Regions from separate parts of the Mus musculus genome. Here region 2 is linked to region 1. A link is a contact called in ENCODE Hi-C data. All regions are on one chromosome and are shown on one strand. Each heading gives the region's core, a stretch centred on a gene start or an enhancer-like site at or near the end of the contact. The rest is flanking DNA. Distances are from core to core; before and after follow the strand shown.

Region 1 (5,393 bases), core at 1,804-4,303:
ATGGGGGCTGGAACAATGGCTCAGGAGTTAAGAACATTCATTGCTCTTGCAGAGGACCCGGGTTCAGTTCCTATCACCCATATGGTGGCTCAGAACCAACTGTAACTCCAGTTCTAGGGAAGCCAATACCCACTTCTGACCTCAGGGGACGCCAGACACACATGTAGTGCATGTGCAGGCAGAACACTCATACACGTAAAAATACACAAATACATCTTCAGAAACAAGGACCAAGCCAGGGGCTGGCGAGGCAGCCAGTGAGTGGGGATGCTTGCTGCTCAGCCTGATGACCCGAGTTGAATTTCTTTAACCCACAAGGTGGGAAGAGAGAACAGTCTCTTGCTAGTTGTCCTCAGAGCCTCACATGCATGCCCTGTTCAGCCACCACATATACAAGGCAAATAAATACATGTAATTAAAAAAAAAAAAAAGACACAATCTAACATAGATTTTAACTGCACACCATCAGAAACTACTCCAAATTACCTAATATGCCTTTCATCAGCTTGGCCAAATGGTCCAGCTTTCCAACTGAGAGACCTTTTATCTTATTAAACAGCTTTCTCTGCTACCTACTAGCTCTGGCTGCTAAGAATTCACTGGCCTACAAAGGATTAATTATGTCCCATACAGAAAATGGCTGATGGGTGTGGAGTTCTTTATGCTCACTAAAAGAAATTTGGCCACATTTAATTACCTAGCAACTGCTCAACATTATATAAACAATTCACCAAGTTCTTTTTTCCTTCCCTTCCTACCCACTGCCTAAATAAAGAAAAAGAGGTAACTTCAAGAATTTGCCTGAATACAAAATGTTAAATCTCTTTTTCAAAGGCTTTAGTGAAATGAGACTAAGCCAAGATGAGGGTACCTGGAAGGGGCAGCACACACGCGCAGGGCACACCAGACAAGGTACCCGTCGAAAGAGACAGTTGGCTAGGGCAGGCAGAGCATCTCTCTAAAGGACCTAATGACACTGCCACTGTAATTTAATCAACACATAACTTACCAAGGATTTCTTCTCATCAAAGCCGTTTTACTGATTACAGCTGAAAAGCCAATATAATCAGAGTACAGTCAGAATTTCTGGGTGCTGGAACAAGTGTCCTTCATACATCGCACCAATTTTTTTTTTTACCCTATTAGATCGTGACATATGTTAATACGCAGAAGGAAAAGTAATCCAAAATACTGCTTTAGTTCCAACCACCTACCAGATGGCAATTTCTTTTCCAACTTCACATCTTCTTTTGGTGATGGAAAATCCTCAGAAACTTCTATGGGTTTTGTCTCTTTTCTTTGCCGGATGTACATCATGATGTCAAAGACTCATACGCATTGTTCTTCCAACCACTCCTACAAACAACATCCAGATGAATGCCCCATGGAAATGTCAGCACCCACTTTACCCAACACACCCTTATGTGCTTAAATGGCCTGTCTTAGCCTGCTGTCCCCTGCTCAGCAGACCCTCCCAAACAAATCTTAATCAGCCTTTAAAGATACAACACAAATGTTTAACTAAACCACATTGACGAAGCACCTTTCCTCCAGCAGGCACTGCCAAGAGGGAGTGATACAGGTAGGGATACAGGTGAGCCACGTGAAGATGCCCAGGACTTCTTCCAGGAAGCCATCTTGGATGCTGCACCCTTGTGATGTTTTCCCTCCCTGATTCCGTAACACTAACTGTGGGATTTGTTGCGTGACACAGTTTTACATTATTTTCTACAGTTCCTACAGAAAGTAGTGGGTCTGATTTATTCCCACAGAACTGACCACGTGGGAGGGATTCCTAGTAAACTTGTGACAGCCAGATTTTGAAGAACTGAAACACTGTTTCTGATACCTGAATTTTAGCACCTGTGTTCTTTGAAAAAAAAAAAAAATCCCTGCTAAGCTTTATGCCTGGATGTCAAAGACAGTAAGACAGTGCGGGGCTGTGCCAGTCAGGGTGGCTGCTCTCTCTGGGGAGCAACTGTGGGTGTAGCTGCGGGAGCAGTTACCTAGTTTGGAAGCTATGAGGGGGAGGCGGGGGTGTGGTGGTGGTGAGTAAGCTGGCTTCAGTCCCCCGGGAACATCTTGCCTGGTTCCTCTGACTAATGAATAGCGTTTTACTAATTATCTATTAAAGATGAGGAGTAGCCAGACGCGATTGTTTCGGCAGCTAATCCAACCTGCACTCTAGTTACCAAAGTCTATGTTTATCTAACGGAAAGGCTCTTGCTAAATACAACAGAGGAAGCCAACACCACACAATGCTTTTGTTAAGATTCATTCATTCAAAAATGCTCAGACTGAACACAGACTCAAATGCAGTGTGCTCAAAAAGCACAAGAAACGGGGGGGGGGGGGGGAGAGAAGAAATCTTTTCAAAGTCTTGCAGCCACAGCTGGAATCCTGTCCCCTCTTGAGGAGTTATACCCTCCCTGCTAGCCCTCGGCGGGTTAGGGCTATACAGGGGGCCCACCTTACATCTACCCTGAGCCTGGTAAAGCAGAAAGTTAACAAACATGCCAGGTGCTAATTACATTTCCCGTCTGCATGGCAACAGCCTCCCCAACTAGGAAACAAAAAGTTGCTCCGGCCAGCCGGACTCAAAGCCCTGCCAGACATTAGCAAAGAGACCCTAAGGCAATTCCTGGACTACTGACCAGGACGCGCGCCACTCCCCCGCACCTGGAGCCACTCCCCTGCGCACCTGGCGAGCCCACGCGAGGACCAGGTGCTAGCCGGCCCGGGGAACCTCGCGACACTCGCTCCCGCTCTGAGACGCTCCCTCCCACGCCCCGCCCACGTGTCCCGTAGACACTGCGCGTCCAGTCCCCTCGCGGCCCGACCCCCAGCCACAGACCTGCGGCCTCAGCAGTCCTCAGGGGCGGCTCGGGTTGGCAAAGAAGCACCCCGAGCACCCAGGCCTTAGGGACGCGCCCACTTCACGGGCTACAGCGAGGTGAAGACTAGGAGGACCCAGCTGTTCCCGGCTCTGTGCGGCGCGCTGCAAGGATGGGCCTGGGGGGCGTCTACAGCCCGGGGAAGGGGCGCGCCGGGGAGGCCGGGCCGCTACCGCTGCATTCATTGGTCCCGGCAGCTGTTCGTCAACGCAAGGCCCCGCCCCCGCCTCCCGCGCTGCCCCGCCCCGTCTCGTGCGGCGCACACCGGAAGGAAGAGGTACACTTCCGCTCAGAGGGCTGTTTTGGGGGTGTTAGGCTCCGAGGCAGGTCTTAAGCTTGGCTTGTTCCTGTGTTCGGAGTCCCTGGTGCCCCGAAGAAAGGTTACCCAGTCTCGGGGGACCTTCCCAGCTCTACCTCCTGCCTCCAATGTCCGGCTATATGCACTTTCGACGTTGTTTAGTGATAAAATCCGCAGACACTTTTGGGTCTCCAAAGACATGCCTCTCAGTCCCCACACCCCCAACCCATCCACACCCATCCTCCCGCCGCCGCCGTAGTACTGCTCTGGCCTTTGTTGTTAATTCTCCTCCTTAACATGCACCTTCAGTATTGAGTCCTAGATGTTCCTCTTATCTTTAAACTGCTTGTCAGCATCTTTTCCCTCTCTTTGAGACAGGGTCTCACTTTCTAGCTCTGGCTGGCCTGAAATTGCGTGTGGACCAATTTGGCCTCACGTCTGCCTCTGCCTCCTGAGTGCTGTGACTAAAGGAAGGTGTGCGCCAGACTGAGTTTTGGTAGTGGATGGCCCACTGAGATCAGTACCTACGAAAAGGCAGCCTGTCATCTAATTCCAACAAAAATTGTTCCATACACCCTGCCTTTCTTAGCTACCTGTCCCTGATAGATCTTTTTCTCTTTTGGTTGTCGACTGTTAATACCAAGAACACACTGCTCAGAATGCTTTATTAGATAGCCCCTCACCCCACACCTACTTAAAGTGATTTGTGGAACATGTAACTGGTGTGAGGCGCATGTCCCTGAGGGGAACAGTATTCAGCTGCTGCTTCATGTCTGTAACACGAGGCAAGAACTGTCATAAGAACGTCGGGTCGTAGTGCTTCTCATAGAAAGTGGGTGCGCACTAAGAGTAAAGTCTGAGATTTAAGGTCTTAGATGGCGCTCCTGTAGTCCTGCTGAGGAAGGAGGCTGCCGCAGGAGGATGACAAGTCCAACTCTTGCCTGGGCCATATGCAGAGACATAGAGTACTGGCTTGTCACAAGCATGCAGCAAGACGATGAGTTGTAGTGAAGCACGATAGAAAGGCAAGGGAAATTATGGAGGAAGGAGAAGGAATTTCCCCCATTCCACTGCAGATCTAGATGAACCCTCGCCAGCTGCAGGCAAGGATCCCAGCACAGAATACTTGCTGTAAAGTTTGCTAACAGAAATGATGAGTTCCTCTCATGGATCTTATGTTAAACAGGGTCTGCTTTAAGGCCCGAGTGTACTTGACCTTTGGGCCTCATTCCTTTCCCCCCCAGATTGGAGTTTCAAGGGCGATGCTTACTAACCTTTATTTACACTAAAAATATCCTACCTTAGGGCTGCAGAGATGGCTCAACAGCTAAGGGCTGCTCCTCCAAAAGACCCAGGTTTGGTTCCAGAATCCATGTGGCAGCTCACAACCATCTGTAACTCCAGTTCCAGGGCATCTGATGCTCTCTTCTGGCCTCTGTGGGCATCAGACAGGCATATGGTGCACATATATACATTCGGGTAAAACACCGATACACATACAATAAAAGTCCTATAAAGAGCCTTCCTGCTCTCCTGTGATGTTGTCAGTGGCAGTGCTGACAGGTGTCCCTCGGGAATCACTCTGATGAATGAAGAAAGCAAGAGGAGGGGCTGGAGAGATGGCTCAGAGATTGAGTACTTGGTGCACCACAGTTAGGCTCCGACACCCATGTGAGTCAGTAGCTTCAGTTCCAGATGCTCCAACACCCTCTTCTGGCTCCCTGGGACCCCTCCGCCCCCCCCCCCCCACACACACACACAGACACAGACACACAAATAAAACTGGATCTTAAAGATGTAATTAGAATCATACTTAAAGTCACAGGACCCAGGTTCAGTTCCTAGCACCTACATGGTGGCTCACAACCATCTGTAACTCCCATTTCAGGAGATCTAATGCCATCTTCTGATCCCCAAGGGCGTCAAGCATGCACGGGGTATACAGACTTGCAGGCAAAACATTCATAAAAAAATATAAATAAGGGGGTGGTTGGAGAGATGTCTCAGCCGCGAAGAGCACTGGCTTCCCCTTCAGAGAACCTCCATTGGATTGCCAGTACCCACATTCTCAGTGAATCCTGTCCTCTGGGATCTGATGCCCTCTTCTGGCCTCAGTGGGCAATGCATCCATACAGTGCAGACGCAAAACATAGACATAAAAGACATTGTTAAACGTTTTTAAATAGAAGTAAGTCTTTTAA
Region 2 (5,393 bases), core at 826-3,325, 940 kb after region 1:
CCGGGATCCACACCGGGTTAACTCAACTCTCGAGCGCCTAGGCGCTGGAGCCGGCTTTATAGCCCCGGAGGACAGCAGCCACACATCTGCATTCAGGGAGGCGTCTGGACCCAGCCCAAGCCGGCCGGCCGGGGGCGAGCGGAGACTTTTGATCTTACCGGTAGGGTGAGATCTTGGTCTCCTGGTCTATAAGAAAAAGAAAGCACGCTGTGAACTTTTAAAACAAACTTGAAAAACCAACCACAAAGAAAGCATGAAAAAGAGACAGGGCTGAATAAGAGGGAAGAGAAGAATAAGTTTAAAATAAGAGGAAGAAGAAGAAAAAAAGAAGCAAGAAAGGAAGGCCAGGGTTTGCAGCTCCCAGTGCGCTCAGGCAGCTAGTCCTGGGGCGCAGGGTGCCGGCCCTCGGGTAGACTGTGGGCCTCGGGGCTCACGTGGGTTTCAGGGTCCCAGCCGGAGCACCCAGATATAGTGCTGCTCCCGGGAGCTGGGGGCCCAGAGGCCACCCCAGCCACCGCCGCCCAGAGCCCGCTGCGCCGCGGCCGCCCCATTCCCGGCCTAAGAGCTGGCCCAGGGAGACGCAATCGAGCCCGCAGCGCATCGATGCGCCGCCGCCCGCGCCTCTCAAGCTCTGGCTGGCGCTCAGCCGCCACCGCTCGAGGGTCGCCCGCGTGAATTCCAGCCCACCCGCGCCCTCACCACCAGAGTAAGTGAGCCCACGTCGCCCTGTCGCCACCGCAGCCTTCCAGCCGCCTCCTTCCCGGGGCACATCGGCCGAGTCTGCCCGGAGCCTCTGCGACCCCAATCACTCAATCAATAATCAATCCCCTTCGTCCAGAACTGCCCCTAAGCTGGGAGCGGCTGGGGCAGTACCCTGTCCAGGGCGCACCCCGGCGGGGGATGGGCAGGGGAACCCGAGTTTCTTCTCCCTCCCCCGTTCCCGCCTTGGCAACCTCCGACGCAGTGGGTGGGGGGCGCGGCCAGTAGCCCAAGGGGGCGAGACGCGGGGTGCTGAGACGGTGATCGTCCCAAAGTCAGTAAAGGAAACTTGGAGGTGCCCCCTCCCATGCTTACCCCCGAAACAAGCCTGGGAAAGTTTGTGGCGGGGGTGGGGTGGGGGAACGGAAGGAGGTAGCCACTGTAGGTCCCAGGAGGGAAGACCCAGAGCCCACACCCATGTCAGCCCGCACATCTTCTCTCCAGGGCACCCCCGGGGCCCTGGCATCTTTGATAGGGGTACCATCCCAACTAGGGGAGCGCTCTGGGGCTGCACGCGGCGGGTGGAGAGGAGTGTGGGCCGGGAGGGGCAGCCGGGAGCAGCCCGGGGTTGAGACCGGGTGGGGAAGAGGGATGGGCGGGGGCTGTGGGCGCCCCGGGACGCGCTCCGCAGGGCGGACCCCGCGCCTTTGCGAGAGCGCTCGGGGCGGAGACGGAGGGCCAGCTCCGGGTGTCTGGACTTGGGCGGGGGGCCCTGGGCAGGCGTCCGGGCCAGGACCCAGGCTGGGGGCGCCTCCGCGGGCAGGCGAGTGACACGATCATCTCCTTTTCCTTTAAGCTTGCCTGTTGCCGACGCCGCCGCTCCAGCCGCGCCGTGGGCAGAAGACTGGACCGCTGAGCCCCGGGCCGCGGCGGCGGCGGCTGCGCCCCCCCTCCACCCCCCCCCCCCCCATGCCTTGACCTCCCTGCCTGGGGGCGGGAAGCGGGGCAGGACCGACCGGGGTCGCTCCTGGGCTCCTCCTCTCATCTCTCTGCCCGCCTTCTCCTCCTTCACTCCCCGCCCCCCAGCCCCGAACCCCGCGCACCTCGTCTGGGGACGGGGCGGGGGGGGGGCAGGGCGACCGCTCCTCCCCGCCCCCTCCTCCTCGGGCCTCTGGAGCGATTTGTCAAACTTCCCATTCCGCCGGCAGCGCGGTCCTCCTCCTCCTCCTCCTCCTCCTCTGCCTCCTCCTCCCCCTCGCGCTCCTCCTTCCCCGCGCCTCCCTTGCCCGCCCTCCTTCCCTCCGCACGTTCGGGGATCGCGGCGGAGCGCAGCGAGGGGGGGACGCGGAGAGCCGGGGCGCAGCAGCATCCTGCGGGCGGCCGCTCTCCGGGGGGGAGGCTGCGAGCAGGCCCGCCTCGCCCCCCCCCCGCCGCCCCTCCCTCCCTCGGCTCAGCCCGGCAGCGGCGGCGGCGGCGGCGGCGGCGGTGGCAGTCGCGGGAGAAGCATCATGCCGAGGAGGAAGCAGCAGGCGCCCCGGCGCGCAGCAGGTACGAGCGGCTTCCCCTTCCTCCTCCGGTCCTCCTCCTCTTCCTCTGCTCGCGCCGCGCCTCTGGGCCGCCGGCCCCCGCGTTGCTCGCCGCACTCCTCGCCTCTCTCTCATTTTCTGTCTGTCTCTGCGGGCGCTGAGTAACTCCGGGAGCCCGGCTGGCTCGGGGCTCTCCTGCCCGGGTGCGCGCGCCCCCCAGTTGCCCCGCTATGTTCTTCGCTCGACCGGCTCGCACACCCTCCTGGGGACCACCGAGCCGGCTTAGGTCCCCGCCTCTGCCGATCCGGCTGCAGCGGGGAAGGCGCTCTCCAACCCGTGCCTTTTGGTGGGGGGCGGGCGGGGTCACCTGAGTTCTCTGGGACATCTTCCGCGTTGTCCCGGGCAGTACCCGGTGACTACCGGGACCAGAGCGAGCAAGAGTGAGCTAGCGGATCCCTCTGGCCACCTTACTGCTAATTCGATTGATTCTTCATTTATTGGGCCCAAACCCGGTACAGCGGTGGAAACCAGAGCGCACTGGGTCTGGGTATTGTCAGATGACTGTCAGGTCAGTGTTGGATGCTGACATTTCCTCCATTCCTGAATGTCTTCTTACCCCCTCCCTCTCTTTCCGCTGCTGCTCCCTACCCTTTTCTAGCACTTAGTTCTGGGACATATCTGAGTACTCCCCCCTCCCTCTCTTTTTCTGCCAGGAACGTCAACTCCTGTTAGGACTGAGCTGATTTTTTTTTTTTTTTCCTTCTGGAAAAGAGATTCATTGAAAACAAAACAAAACCCACACACATAACATTATTTTGCAATAATGTCGGTTGGGGGCACGTTGGCTGGAAGAAGGGTTTCTGGCCGGTTGCCACCCTTGATTTGATGACTGATTGATCGCCCGTCATGCCTGTGCCTTTGATCTATTCATTCCCAATAAACATCAATAAATCACTTGCAATAGTGAGGCCAAGCTCCGTGACGTCAGGAGGGCCCTGTCAGTGCAACTTCAGGGATTTGGGGCGGCTTGCCGAGAGAGGACCACATATGGACGTGATGTATTTTGATATGAATAACACTCAGACGTGCAGAGGCTCAGACGCTGCCTGAAGGGGAAGGTTGCTTAGGAGTCCTTTTCTTTAATCTTCTTTCTTCTCACTTCTCTTTTGATAAAAGAGGGGAGGGCTGAGCGAAGAAGGGTCACCGAGGTAATGTTCCACGTGCTGGTGGGATACAGGCTAGTGATGGTGCTATGCAGGCTGCTGCTGCTGGTGATTGCCATCAGACCAGCGGGGCTCCCACCTCAGCTGCACTCTGGCCTTCAGTCTCTTTACCAGGGTCACAGGGAAGCAACCATAAGGTACTTCTCCCAGAAGTGTATTGGTCTGACAGTGTTGTGAAGAAACCTTAGGGGGGAGGGGGATTCAACTTGGTTTGGTGCATAGAATGAAGGCATGTTTTCCCTCTGTACTCTCAGTGTTACCCAAATTTAGAAAGTTTGAAGATCCCAACAGAGAGCTCACCTCCTCACTGATGCTGCCTGCTCATCCCACCTCCTCCTTTAAATTCCAAGCTTTTTAGCAGTGAGCTTATCTACCCAAAATAAACTCTAAAACTTTGGAGGCATCCTTTACAAAGTTGGGTAGTAGGAATGTCTTGGGCTTCTTCCAGTCTAGATTTTTTTCTTTCTTTTTCGGGTACACATTTTTTAAGGTATCCGTGCCTCCATCCAATGAAACATATGTGGTTGCATCTTTACATTTATTTTGAACTCTGTAGCTCTTCTTTACTGCTCCACCCAGCCCATAGGACAATTTTCTCAAACGTGCTGTTGGTTTGATTTTTAAAAAAATTTTTTAAATTATTTTTATTATTTTTTAAAGCAACCTGTTCACTAACCTTTTTGCACTTCTAAGCCAGCCAGGAAATCTCAGGTCAGTTAAGGAAAATTCATTATATAAAAACTTGACTGCCCGACTAATGGGAGATGGAAGAATGGCTTTGCTCTATCAAAATGACCCGTCAAAACGACTTTGTTTCATATTTGATTTAATTGTCTCTCTCCTGACAGGCACATTCATCAATAGCTTAATGGTCAATCAGAAGTTGGCAGAATGAGTGCTTTCTTTCTTTCTCATACTCTGGTTTTGGATTTACTTTATCAGAATGCCTCTGCCTAATGGACTCGTGGAGGAGGGGGTGCAGGATGGCTGAAGGGCTCCACACAAAACCATTCCACGGTTAGGATGCTTGTGAGTTGCCCAGGCCAGTAAGTGAGCTGTGCTGTGCAGGATGCCTGCTTTGTTTTGTTTGCTGGTTTGCATAGATGGACTAGGAACTTCTCTGCTTCCCTCCTTTTTTTTTTTTTTTAGTTCTCGAAGCTGCTTTGGTGACATCTTGGGAGCGATAACAAATTGATTGCTTTGTACTGATAGAGAGACGGTGGGAAAAAGAAAGATGTCTGCTGATTGGTGACTGGAAATCCTGTCCACAGCAACCTTGAGAATACTGGAGAGCAACCCACCCACCCCCCCTCCCCAAAACTGAAAGGTCCGCTCAGCCATAAAAAAAGAAAAGTTGTTTTGCCAGCTTCATTAGTGTTCACCTAATTAGCTGTAAACCTGATGGATTCCTGACAGCTTTAATGATTGGAGATGACAAGCTTGACGCAGTGTCATGCAGCAGAATTAGGTTTGCAGCTAGTTTGATGTAATCAAGTTGATATTACACAGTCCTGGCTGCCTTTAGTTGTGCATTAACTCAATTTTCTGCTGCAGGTGACAAATGGGCTTTGGTACCTGGATAATCATGTCATAGGAATTAGGGCCCTTTTAATGGTCTGGGGTAGAATAGCAACCACCAAGCGCCCAGAGCTGGGGAGAGCTTGCAGACGTAGCACACAGGTGCACGCAGGCTTTCTATCTAGGCCAAATGTAGCAGAGCTCTCCGAGAGGCCGGAGCAGGCTCCAAGAATCCCTGAAAAGACGATTTCTGCAATTTAGATTTTGAAAATAGAAATTATGCATGATCTGGAGTCTTTTTTTTTCGGAGAGGGAGAATGGGCAAGAAAGAGGAGTTTCTTCACCTTCTGGACAGAAATCTGGGCAGGAGTGTCCTTCCTGGGAGCATATCATCTGAAAAGGCCAGGCATTTGTTCTGGGAAGATTG

What was found. Hi-C counts contacts between places; a loop is a spot of excess contacts on that map.
Region 2: a map of heart shows a loop between it and region 1 (2.9-fold over the local background). The contact joins the promoter of Tshz3 here to the promoter of Dpy19l3 in region 1. A Hi-C loop is called at or near these places in 2 of 37 maps with a recorded cell type or tissue (T-helper 2 cell and heart).

Annotation. Positions count from the first base shown.
Region 1 is chr7:35,751,401-35,756,793 of GRCm38, forward strand. Dpy19l3 (dpy-19-like 3 (C. elegans)) reads right to left here and starts at 3,054. Exons shown (of 19, transcript NM_178704.3): 1 at 2,855-3,054; 2 at 1,215-1,356. The coding sequence starts at 1,317.
Region 2 is chr7:36,696,043-36,701,435 of GRCm38, forward strand. Tshz3 (teashirt zinc finger family member 3) reads left to right here and starts at 2,076. Exons shown (of 2, transcript NM_172298.3): 1 at 2,076-2,247. The coding sequence starts at 2,208. Gm36722 reads right to left here and starts at 2,180. Exons shown (of 3, transcript XM_030243157.1): 1 at 1-2,180. The coding sequence starts at 2,068. The coding sequence ends at 821.